Linked DNA regions of Homo sapiens: region 1 is linked to region 2. The links are chromatin contacts, found by Hi-C or POLR2A ChIA-PET in ENCODE. All regions are on one chromosome and are shown on one strand. The core of a region is the stretch at or near the end of the contact, and the rest is flanking DNA. Distances in the headings are between cores, read along the strand shown. Region 1 has its middle 340 kb from the start of LINC00693. Region 2 has its middle 290 kb from the start of LINC00693.

Evidence for each region. A loop is a pair of places that touch in the nucleus more often than their neighbours do. ChIA-PET counts read pairs that join two places held with the same protein, here RNA polymerase II (POLR2A). Pooled maps may share reads with other maps.
Region 1: a map of Caco-2 shows a loop between it and region 2 (2.5-fold over the local background). The contact joins two enhancer-like sites. A Hi-C loop is called at or near these places in 1 of 168 maps with a recorded cell type or tissue (Caco-2) and 8 of 50 pooled maps. POLR2A ChIA-PET finds 5 or more read pairs at or near these places in 2 of 52 experiments (MCF 10A and Panc1).

Annotation. Positions count from the first base shown.
Region 1 is chr3:28,915,178-28,921,165 of GRCh38, reverse strand. No RefSeq gene overlaps it. Among named protein-coding and RNA genes, the nearest start is that of LINC00693, 340 kb to the right of the region's middle. Within about 2 kb of position 4,370, at least 19 of the 41 ENCODE cell types and tissues checked have a DNase peak (open chromatin) inside an H3K27ac peak, as active enhancers do.
Region 2 is chr3:28,857,850-28,864,321 of GRCh38, reverse strand. No RefSeq gene overlaps it. Among named protein-coding and RNA genes, the nearest start is that of LINC00693, 290 kb to the right of the region's middle. Within about 2 kb of position 3,846, at least 5 of the 41 ENCODE cell types and tissues checked have a DNase peak (open chromatin) inside an H3K27ac peak, as active enhancers do.

The sequences.
Region 1 (5,988 bases), core at 3,121-5,620, 56 kb before region 2:
TATTTTTTCACGATGAACAATTTCAATAAGCACTTGTTTCCTTTCCTTCTGTGTGGCTGAAAAGCTGATGAGATATTCAATCCAGAAAGTTCTGTGAGTTGTTCAGCTTTTTTGAGCAGAAGATTGGAACTTACTGAATATAGTCTCTCACCTAACATAATGGAAAACCTGAATAAGTGAATACAAATACAAAATAGGAATTCACACAATTTCTTAGGTGATAGAAAATTACAAATTCAAAAATATAACATAATCTGCTTTTCATGCTGATTTCTTTACTACTATGTAATACTTTTTATCGCGTTTTCATGCAAAGATAAAAAAAGTAGACATTTGCAGAATTTATGATTCCATCTCAACTTCCCAATCCAACTGAGCCTAAACACTTTAGAACATATTTTAAAAGTGTCAACCAATGACAAGTACAAAGAAACTTTAACATTCTATTCTAAGGATTCCATTAAACTTTTAGAAGCCCTGACTTTTCGGTGACTTCAGGACCATGCAGATCAGAATGAATAAATTCTTACTGTCCTGAACACAAGGCTAATAATTAAGGTGACATCATCCTTTGCTGACACCACTCTCAGTTCAATTCTCACTGAGTCAATCCAATCAAAGCTGGATTAGTTGAATATCCCCCAGTAGAAATAGTCACAATTAAAGATAGCTGTAAACTTAACAGTAAGTCTGTGTGGATTCAACTGGTAAGTCCCAATGTTCATATCCACATAAAAATAAATGTCCTTGGGTGGCAGTTTATCTCCTGGTGGAGATAAGCTAAACCTCTCAGAGGATGGTTCTTCTGGAGCACTCTTCTTTTCTCTGCATCTTGTGTTTTAGAAAAATATGTGAAGGAAGACAAAACCCCATCTTAATGAGCACATCTCCTTTTTCCTGGCCAGCTCTACATGTTTCAGGATGAACATCACTTGCTCAGGGAAGCCTCATAACCCCCCTACCCCTGTCCCACGTCTGAATTAGGTGTTCTTGCTACATCCACCCTCATCACTTTACATAATTTTACCATGGGCTTGGCATACTTTATTGCAACTGCCCATTTTGCTCCATGGAGAACAGAACTTCTTCAATCTTGTTCACTGTTTTGTCCCCAGCAATTAACACTATGCCTGGAATAAAATAAGCACTCAATTGTCAAATGATTGAATGAATGGATTGATGGATAGACAACCAATGCCAAATAAATGAGAGGGCAAGACAGACCCACCATATCTTCATCTGGTTTCCTAGATAAGACCTCAGTTTTGCATTTAGAAGACAAGTAGTTATTTAATCACTACCTTCTCACTGGTGAACTTCAGGACTCACCAAAAACCAGTTACTACCTCTGAAGGCAGGACACAAACTGTTCTGCTCACCGCCCCCCATATTACATTTTCAAATCTTGCTTATGACTTTTTGAATAATGAGAAAAAGATACAGGAGTACTTTTCACCAATTTTACAAAGGTTCACTCGCTGCCTCTGGACTCTAAGAAAAAGGCTTATTTTCTTGGCTCTTTGTTGGAGTGCTATAAGCTAAAAATCTGTGGGCATCAAATATAAATGAATATTTGAATATATTATTCATATAAGGATATAATATAGTATTTCATTATTTTCTAGATGTTAAGATAATCTCCACATAAAAGCACATTTCTAAGTACTGAACCTGCTGAGGTAATTTAAGACAGTAATTAGAAGTTAGGTAAACTTAGTAGCACATTTGAACCATGACTATAACTGTAACTTTTCCCATCTACCAACTGGGTTCCCTTAAGTCAGGAAATCTAGTTGCACAAAGAAGACCAAGTAGGATTCAAGTGCCAAGAGTTGCCTTTGGATCAATCACAAAGTTGAGATGATAAATTTGAACTTCTCATCCAATTTCCCCATTATGAAATTTACAGACTATTTCTTCTTTATATTCCAAACACTTTGCTACCCAACTGTAGTCCCCATCTGGCTATAGCATTTTCCATATCGGTCCTGATTTTCTGGTTGATGATTCTACTACGGAAATTGTTTTTGAGCAAAATGTTACAAAAAACAATTTCAGCTGCTGAAGAAATTGATTCTAAAATATCTTGTTTTGATTTTTCAACCTTAAAAATCTAGAAAAATAAAAACTTCATTTTGAGTATCTAAGAAAATTTTAGATCATTAACATTTTAAACTCACAGTTGGGAAGGATTTAGTTCAAAATGCAACGTAATTTTTTTTTTTTTTAGAGGTGGAGGTGAAACAGAAGAATGACATTTATACCTGATGTTTAATGTTAATGGCTGATTATAGTCCCAACTTACTGCACAATTTCTATCATCCCACAAAGCTACTGCCATTGAAGGGATGTGAATATTTGCTAACACTGCCAACTCAAGTATACATATTCTAATAATCTTCTAAAATACTTTTACAAGAGGTACCTAAGAAAAAGACCTTATTACATTCTACTTGAGACAATTGAAAACTTCAAATATAGTGGAACCAGTTGGTAGAAAAAACTCTCAAAAAAAATGAGGCCCTATCTGGACATGAAAAGAGAAGTGGAAAATTGAGGCAATTACCCAGGTCTTTCAAGATAAGAGAAGCCTTTAGCAAGCCACTGAAGCAAATACTTTCTTTTTCTTTTCTATTTTCTGTCCTGAAAGATATATATAATTGTTTAAAGTTCTTATTTCATCAAACTTGCACTAAAACAAATTTAAACATCTGACATTTCAAATACATTTCAATTGCAATCTGAGTTTGTCAACTTTAGGAATGTGGAATGAGAGTAGAAGGTTCTGATCTCCCTTACTTCCCGGTAATTGCAATACTTAAGAAGCTCTAGGGTTGGAAGGCACATGGAGGCAGCTTTTAGGAGCAAGAGATCTTGCTAAATGCCTGGGGCTCTATCTCTGGGAGATTTAGGTGACAAGCATGGGCTTTTGAGTTAGGCCTACGCTCCAAGTCATTTCTCTGTTTCTAAAATAATGTCTTACTTTCTGGTTCTGCATGTCTTCATCAGGCAAATGGTACCTTACAAGCTATTTGTTAGTGATGAGTAATTACAACATAACATAAGCAAAGCCCTTAATACACTCAGAGATAGCATGGGCTTGGTAAAGGGAGCTGATGGTCTGAGTTAGTTTGGGACTAGCCCTGGTTACACTTCATGGCTATATATGCATAAATAAGTACATTTGCACAGTCCTAAAGTGAAAATGCATCAGCTTTCAGAACCAACCAACGCTTGTAAGCCCCCCGACTTTTATGTTAGCAGAACTCAATCCCTTTCATTTACAGCATATTCAATGCAGCTACACCTAACATAAAATATAACTTTATCTGCTGCAAACATTTTGAAAGGATGTTTAATTTTCCTTGTTAACATGTAAACTTAAATTTAGTTATGATTTGATTTCTCGGCAATTATCAGTATCATCTTGTGATCTGAGCAAATGCGATTCTATAATTGTTTTCAAAATGTGAACAATGTTTATTGTGACTAATAATTTCTGAAGATTAACATAACAAACATATTAATTTTGGCTAAGACCATTTCTCTGAGTCACAAAAAAGGTAATCAATGATCATTTGTCAGACTTCTGTTTAAACTCCAGCTCTAGCACTCTGAGCTGTGTGACCTGCATAAATTACTTGGCCCCTCTGAGCCTTCTTTAAAATAGGCATATATCATCACCATCTCTCCCTCCTTCAGCCATGTGTTGTGATGCATACATGAGAGAATATGTGTGTAGGTACCCTGTTAATGTGTGAGTATATTAGTATTTGAATGAACACGTGGAGCAAAAACAATAATAGCACCCTCAAAGTCAAATTGAGATTCTTGTTCCGTTTTTCTCACACCCTCTGTAATAAGTACTAACACGCAGTATCCTGCGTTGGCAGAGGAGGGTATAATAAGACCCCACATCTACCCATACTAATAAGTAAAGTAGCAGATCGAAGGCCCTCCGGGATTTAAGTCCTGCCTTGAAGATGCAGAACAGGGAGGTCAATGCCACCTATAGCGAGAATTTCTTTCCTCTGCAAAGGTGAAAGTCTCCAGATACAGGGGCTCTTCCCAGATCATAAGTCACCCTCCAGTAGCCATTTACGCTGTAGGAGGAAGGGCCCCACAAGTAGCCTGCTCAGGCTCCCTGGAAACTTCTGTGGCTTTCATCAGAGTTCCGAAAGTGAAACGAGGCCAGACATCCTTCCAGGGCCAAAATAGTTCGGAAACAAAAATACGCTGTGCGGCAAGCCCACCGAAGCCAAGGCAGCTGAATAAGCACCCAGCTCACAGCACAGGAAACCAGGCTGCCCTGTAAATAAAATTAGCCTAATGAGACTCTGTCGCCATCCCATGTCTGAACTGAAAAGTGATTTCTGCCAAGCCCTATATCCAAGCAGATAATCGTCTCTCTGAACATGCATGGGACTTCTAGCTAAAGACATTTCAGTTGAAATTCAGAGTACTCATGTACTAAAGTATTTTTTTTATAATTATTCTCCCTAGAATTCTAGGATAGAGAGGACTTTTCCCATTCTATGATTTTAGAAGTTATTTATTTACGCCAAACTCCATTTTAATTGAGGAATAGTATGATTGTGCATATACTTGAAGGAGAAAAGCAGGGAGAGAGATGGAGAGGAAAAAGAGAGAAGTTTTCATTGTCTAAAGTATTTTTTATGGTTCCCAAACTAATAAAGAACTAAGGATTTAGATACCAAAGCTGGCCCCTTTCCAATAGGGCATCCAATGAGAGTTGCTCTCAAAGGATTTATCCACGAGGAAAGCAAATTCACTCATATAAACAAAACAGGATTAAAAAATTGTTCCAGGAACGTCACAGCTCTGTCTCAATAAGCTTGGCTGTGTATTTAGAGACTTGGTTGGATTAACATATCCCACTATGTGACGTCGCTGCCTCCTATGGTCTGTGCGGTGAACGAAAGTGAGGCAATCAGCAGCAGGTAAAGATACTGTATGTGCTCCTTGTTGCTGAAATCAATGACTAATCCTGCATGGACAGGATGAATACAAAGTCAGGGAATCTGCTCTCACTGCAGAATGCCTTTTATAATATTTGCATTGAAAAAGTTTTAATAATACACTCAGCTATGGTAGTCAATGTCCTATAGAAATACAACAGATAAGCTGGTTGACCCCCTAACGTTCGATTAATTCATCCCTGCTCCATGTATCCCTCTGAATGTGTTCTTATGTCTCTTTGTGTTTCAGTGAGCTGGCAGTCTTCCTTTTCTTTGGTTACTCTCCATGGGAACTAGGTCAGGGATCTACCCACTGTGGACTCCAATGAATGGTCCCAGTTGATTGATTGTTTTAAGTGAGACTTGGAGACATTTTAAGAACACTGTAAGGATGATGGTTTGGGACATGGCACAGTTTAGCCTCAACTAAGTAGAACATTAAAAAAAAAAAAAACCACTTAACTTTTGGAAGCAGTCCTAAATGTTTAGGACTAAAACTTGTTAATAGGATGGGTAGAAGAAATGATTACAGAAATTTATTTTTTGTTTTCCTTTTTTGTTTTGTTTTGTTTTTTATGTGTAGCTGGTAGGGGAAAAAAGAAAAGTATAAAAGGGAATTTTCAAGGTATCTGATTCTGGGTTGGAAAAGGGAAAAAGTGGAATGGAATGGCAGATTCTTGTATATTCAAAATAAATCTTTCTACTCTCTAGTAATATGAGGTACAGTGCTATAAAGCTTTTGCTCTGAATCACTATGGATAAATAACTTAAATTCTCTAAAGCTTTGATAACATGAGAGTGTTATCTATATGAGAGGATTTTTGTAAAGATTAAATGAGATAAAGCACATGAAGTGATCATAAGTCTGTCCCACAAAGGGTAGGTGTTAATAAATGTAGCTGAAATTATAGTATTAATGCAGATTGTAAACTTGCCCATTGCCTACACACCTAGGCTGTAAAAATTTGCATTTACAGTCTGCATAATACCTAAAATGAGAATATAAAAG
Region 2 (6,472 bases), core at 2,597-5,096:
AGAGGTTGCAGTGAGCCGAGACCGTGCCACTGCACTCCAGCCTAGGCAACAGAGCAAGACTCACTTTCGAAAAAAAAAAAAATGGATTAATTCAACAAGCAGAAAAGAAGCCACATTATTATAGGTTTCCACTTGAAACAAAACTGGTATACAAATGTGCAAGTTAATAAACGAGGTTGTTTGAGATTCAGTTATATTTTTGTTATAAAGAGATCCTTCATCTTAGGAAAGACCTGACTACATCATTGCTATCACCTCTGTGGGCTTGTACAATGCCACAAGCTCATCTAAAACCATTCTTGACACAATTTTTTGGTGTCTGCTTCCATCATAGAGACCAGAAAGCTGACTACTCAGTTTCTCAGCATTCCTTCTCTCTAGGAATGGTAACATGGCACAGCTCTGGCCAATGAGACATGAGTATAATTCTTCTGGGGGGAGTTCTAGAAAACTCTTTGTTTTCCTGGTGAGAGGGAAAGGAGAAGGCATGCACCATCCCATCATTCTTCTCCCTCTCTAAATGCAGATATGCTACACAGAGCTAGAGCAATCATTCTGTAACCACGAGGAAAAAGCCAAGAGCAGAGCAGACAGGCTGCCCCTAATCTTGTTGACCAGCTGAAGCAAAGCTTCAGGCTGCTACTTTTGCCTAAATCCTCCTTGTGTAAATGACCATAATCACATTTTCTGTTAGTTGCAGAGTTTAATGATATACTCTCGTCTCTCATTCAAATTAAGAGTCAAATTATAGGAATTTGATTCATCAGAAACTTGTGGGTGCTTTAGGCAGAAAGAACAGAATGACAGAGGCATGAAGATGTGAAAGCGCTTCGTGTGCTTGGAAAATGATCAATAGACCAATACCGTACTGCCAATTCTTGTATTCACCATCACTGCGTTCCATCTGCCTTTCAGGATTCCTATGTAATTCTGTGCTGGGCTTTGCTGATTCTGACAGCTTTCCTGAAACTCTGCCACAGAGAGGTTGGCATGGTGGGTAAATGCTGTGTTCTGCCGGCTCGATTCGACTTTCCTCTAGCATCTGCCCATCTGAGAAGGCAGGGCTGGGTTTAACTCTCAGGCCTTCCCAATCCCTCCCTCCACCACTGAGGCTAATGAGATTGGACCCTAGCACAAAGTGTGAGAAAGTATTTTGGTTTTTAATACGGATAAAGGAAGAACTAACAAGGTAGTAGCTAAAAGTTAAACCAAAAGCTTAACCGTATTTCATTAGCGAGACACAACAGGAATGAACCTCAGATGTATCAGACTCTGCCACTAAATGATCGTGTACCTTCTCTGATATTCATTTTCTTAATTGTGAAATAAGGTTAAATTAAATGGTCCTCAGGCTAATTAACCCAGCCCCAAATCTGTACAATTTAATGATTCTACACTTTTAGAGTGTTTAAATGATTACTAATATAGTGGCAACATTGAATTTCCATGGAAAGATTAGATTCCTTTCAATATTGTTTTTAAAAATACCAAAGAAATGTGGTCTTAAACCCCAGTTAACTAGGAAATGTTAATAATTCAAAATAGCCCCTTAACTGCATAGTTTAACAGATTCCAGCTTCCCTGAATTTTTAGAAAGAGACTGTGAGCTGGTTTTCCAGCCCAGTAATCTGGGCTTTAGCAAAGACTCTCTAAGTCTCCCTAAATCATAAGATTTTGGAATTCACTATCAGACTAATTTTTGAGGCATTATGTTTTGAGAACATATCTCATCATTGTTTAAAGCCACAATATGGATTTTTGAAATTGTAACTATAAATTTTACCTTCACTATCAGAAAAACAAAGCTTTGGCTTTTTTTAAAATCAAAATAAAATTACAGTAATCAAAGTCAAGATACAAGTGCTGACATTCAAAACATATTTTAAAGAAAAGTGAGATGTGTGGCCTGCAGCATATGATCCAAGTTATCAAGTAATCTTGAAATGGGAAGGGCAAAAGATGGGCACTTGTGGATTTGATTGCAATCATAACTCAATATGAAATGCACTTCCGTCTCTCCTAAGAAGTGTCACAATACTTCCATGCCCACACGTAACATTTTCCTAAAGGTCACACTGCATTTCAGCATTGACTCAAGTATTATCAACTTTATAATGGTAATTGCATCTACCATCATTCACATACTTCATGTCCTTTCTAGTGCTAAGTACAAATGTAAAAGGCAGTAGTTTAACAACAAAATAACTGACCAACATTAATTATAAGCTTAAGGACATAATGTTCAGAATTACGTGGTATCTCTCATGGATATGACTACTAAAAAAATCAATCTCATATCACAAATCATAATATCTGGTTGGGTTTCTTTGATGTGTTTTTGAAAAAAAAAAAAACTACCCATAATATGTGGTTTGGGTGTCAGCTTAGACAAAAATAAAATTAACTGACAAACTAGCTAAAAAATTGTTTATATCCTAATTTTACTCCTACTAGTGTTCTTAGCAGCCAGTGGTTAATCAAAGAGCAGTGCCCAGATCAGAATAATGAGGCATGCTGGTTGAAAATGCAAATTATCTGACCCCAGGAATTTACAAATCTCTGGGAGTAGGATCCAGCAATTTGCATTTTTAAGAGGCTCTTCAATTGATTCATACTAAATTTTAGGAGCAAAGAAAAATTCCAGAATAATCCCAACACATCCTTCTACAGCCACATGTATTCACTGAAGGACAAGGTCCCAGGGATATTATTGATAACAATTTTCTCTAAGCAGATAAATTGAACACTCAAACTCCAGAGAGGTATTTCAGGAAACTGTGGGAAATCGCTTGGGAAAAAAGAATCTGATTTTTAATCTACTGATATAGATTGAACCTTGAACCACAAGCCAATTAAATGGTTGAGCAAGGGCTTTAGTTTAGATACCCCAGCCCACTTCACCTCCCTGGGAAAACCCCTAATATCAAGAATGGCTGCTGCCCTTCTGATCTGTTTCCAACACATCCGTGCTTACCCCTTATCAAAATTCTTATCACACTGTCTTAGAATTGCCTTCTAAATGCAGCTCCCTCTTTAGAGTACACATTCACAAACCTATGGTAAGAGGTGGGAGTGACAGCTGGGGCTGGGTCTTATTTACTCCTGTAACCAGCCATGCCTGTGCCTGGAATTTAGTAAGTTCCCAGTGAACATCAAACTAATTAATTAACAGCTTCAGGTAAACAACCCTATTTACCTTTGGCATATATCAACAGGAGACAGCTTCAATAGGGACAGTGGTGATGGAAATGGCATTCTTGAAGGCAAGTATGCATTAAAAATGGTGAAGCTTGAGAGCCCCCCATAGCTTCTGTAATTTCTTAGCAAGTGTAGCACCATTGGCCTAGACTTCAAAATATCAGCATGGGGAGCTCTACAATATGGCTTCTTAGAAAATATCATTTGCTGAAGTTGCTAGGGTAAGAAATAATGAAAATGACAGTTACCACTTTAAAGTCGACAGTGTTGGTTAATGGGCACATGTTGTACTGCATGAGAAGTCTCAGGAATACTGTGGAATAACTTTGAAAGAACTAAATGATCTACAAAAGCTAGGAGGAACTAGAAATCGAAGAAATATTGAGATTAAAATGTTTACACTACTTTGAATCTTCTCTTTCCCTTCTTCGGGCTGGTAAAGCTTGTGGAAATCCAAGTACTTTATATCATACAGGGAATACAGGAGTAAGAGAGTGTAGAACATTTTGGTGACAAAGCATGCAGAGAGTGCTATTAGGAAGATCTTTTTTAACAGGGTGTTCTGTTAAACAAAGGAAAAAGAGGAAGTGTTGCGCAAAGTCTGGAACACAGACCAAATTCAATGGCAATTTAGAGTTGAGGAACAATGCCAGCTGCTGCAGCGAGACTGCCAGCCAACCAGGCAGCCGCTGTACTCCATCCCACAACTGTCCTTTGCTTGGCCAGCTTCTCCCAAATCTAGTTGCCAATCACCATAAGATAAGGAACCTTGGGAACATGTATATTTTTCAGTAACTGGAGCTTTTCCTGGTATTACTACATTAAGCCTTGAGCATATTTGAAGAAAGAAAAATGAAAAACCAATAAATAGTGTTGAAAGGTGCCAACTGAACATCTGCATTTAACATCTTAGCATAAAAAGTAATTGACAAATATGATCCAGGATCCAACATGGTTTGCTCAGGCAAACTGAACTCTGGATGGCATAAGTTTTGGGATTTTAATTTCAGCTGGAAAAACATATTTCCAACTCCAATGAAGTGAATCATGCAAGAAACAACACCAAAAGAGCAAATGACCTAGACAGCAGTGACATTTTTAATAAGCAAGATATGGATAGCTGACTTAAAAATTATTCTTCCAGGGTAAGAGACTTTGTTAACTATAAGTAGTAAGACTCTACCCATGTTCACCTAAATAATAAGTAGCTACACAAGCCACAAGTACTCATACTAGGCAAACTAAGAAAAAGGAAACTGATAAGGAAAAAGAAGGTGGAGTGAAGTTCTGGACTTTCTTTATCAGCTTTGCTATTAAAAGAATGGCAAGATTTCCTCATTATAGCTGTGATATTCTGGAACAAATATTCCAATATGTGTTGCTATACCAATAAATCTTCAGCATTTATGGAGAGCCTATGCAGTTAGTGTCCAGGAGATATATAAGAAACAATCTTTACCCTCCCCATCCTTTATAAACACAATTATGAACTAATTTCTCTCATTTTAATAATAAATTATCTAGCTCAGTTATGAAACGCAAGAACTCTAGATTCATTTCACTAAGCCAAGGAGTTCCATCACATTCTTAACACTATGGAGACTCTTCCAACAATTGGGAAAGACATGCTACATAAAAGCTGACCTAAATCTTTCCAGTTTTAATAAAGCCCCAGATCATTAAAGCTATGACAAGCAGCTCACATATTCTTTATCTCTTTTTAATGCCAAGCATCCTTTGGCATTTTTCTCATGATTACATCAATCCGTTTTATTTAACCTTTCTCAGTGAGCCCTAGTTTCCAGACTTTCAGCCATTTCACTGCCCTCCTCTGGACTGCCTCCGAAATCTCCACGTTCCTCCTTCCGAAATCTGCAACTGGACAAGTTACTCATTGTGCCTCATTCCAATACAAAATGCAAAATAAAATAAATCTAAGCTAGCCTCAGCACAAATATAAAAGGGAGAAAATCTCAATACAATTAACCAGTAAAGATTGATTTGGTAACTATGTTCAGTAGATTTTGCCTCTTGGTTTTACTTATTTTCCAGTGAGAGAGGAGAAATAAATGAGTCTTATTTAAGGAGACCTAACCAAGCCTTTGTGCTTTGCTTATAAAAAGCAGATGTGGAATAACAGAGACTCCATCTTCCTCTAGGAGTTAAAATATGGCACATATTTACTGAAATCCAAATGTTCCTTGCCGAGTTTTTATTTGCTTGTTCTTTGAACCCCACTTCACTTTAACTTTACAACAATTTTGTTCCATATCTAGTATCTGCAAGGTACTCTGTTAGCAACAGGGGTTACAAGGATGCTGGGGTTCTCCTCTGAGAGGTTTTTACCTCTTCCTCCTCCCACTCTGCCCCAAAGAACAAGTAAGCCTAATGTCATCAGTCTTTATCCTATTACCGTGTCATAATTTTTTAACAGAACCTATCACTATTCGAAATTATCTTGTTCGCATATTTGTTTTATTTGACATTGTTCATGTCCTACATGAGAATCTAAGTACCAGGAGACCGGGGTTACCCTTTTTTTAACCATCACTTTTACCAGTAACGATGTCTCAGTATATATGAGATGAATGAAATAATGAATGAAGAGACTCAGTTCTTACCCTCAAAGAGGTTACAGTTAAGTGAGGGAGGTTAACACATACATAACTCTACTATAAGGAAGAATATGTAATTACTAAGGGCATATAACTGCCCTAATTCTTAAGTGTTATGGGTGCACTGTGAGAGATCAAGCCCATTTGGAAGATTCTAGAAAGACTGTGGTCAAGATGTGGCAGTCATTGTACTTAGCTGTTTTAAATGTACAGTTAGCTAGAATCCATATGCCAAGACCATAGCATACACAGGCTGTGCATGTTGTGTACTGCATGAGGGAGCCATTCACAACATAAAAAAATTATACCTTGGTATATTACAACACTCTTCCAGCAGTTGTAAAGTGCCTTGCTGTAATAAAATTGGCATATTAGGACAATTGTCCAACCGGTGGAAGTAAAATATCTTGGGAAGGGTACCTTTTTCTCATTTACAAAAAGGTGCCCTGTGGGCTATCAATGGTCTTACATGTGCAGGGTTGACTTTAGGCACATGTAAGATGTTAGGCCCAACTTGCTAGCCTTGGGCTTTCAGTATCCTAAGCCAGACGGAAGAGGTAAAGGCTAAGAGGTTTCATCGCAGAGACTGCTTTAAATAACCAGAATGTGGGACCCAGGCTCTAAGGTGCCCTCCAATGACCGCTGCTTTCTGGTATTCA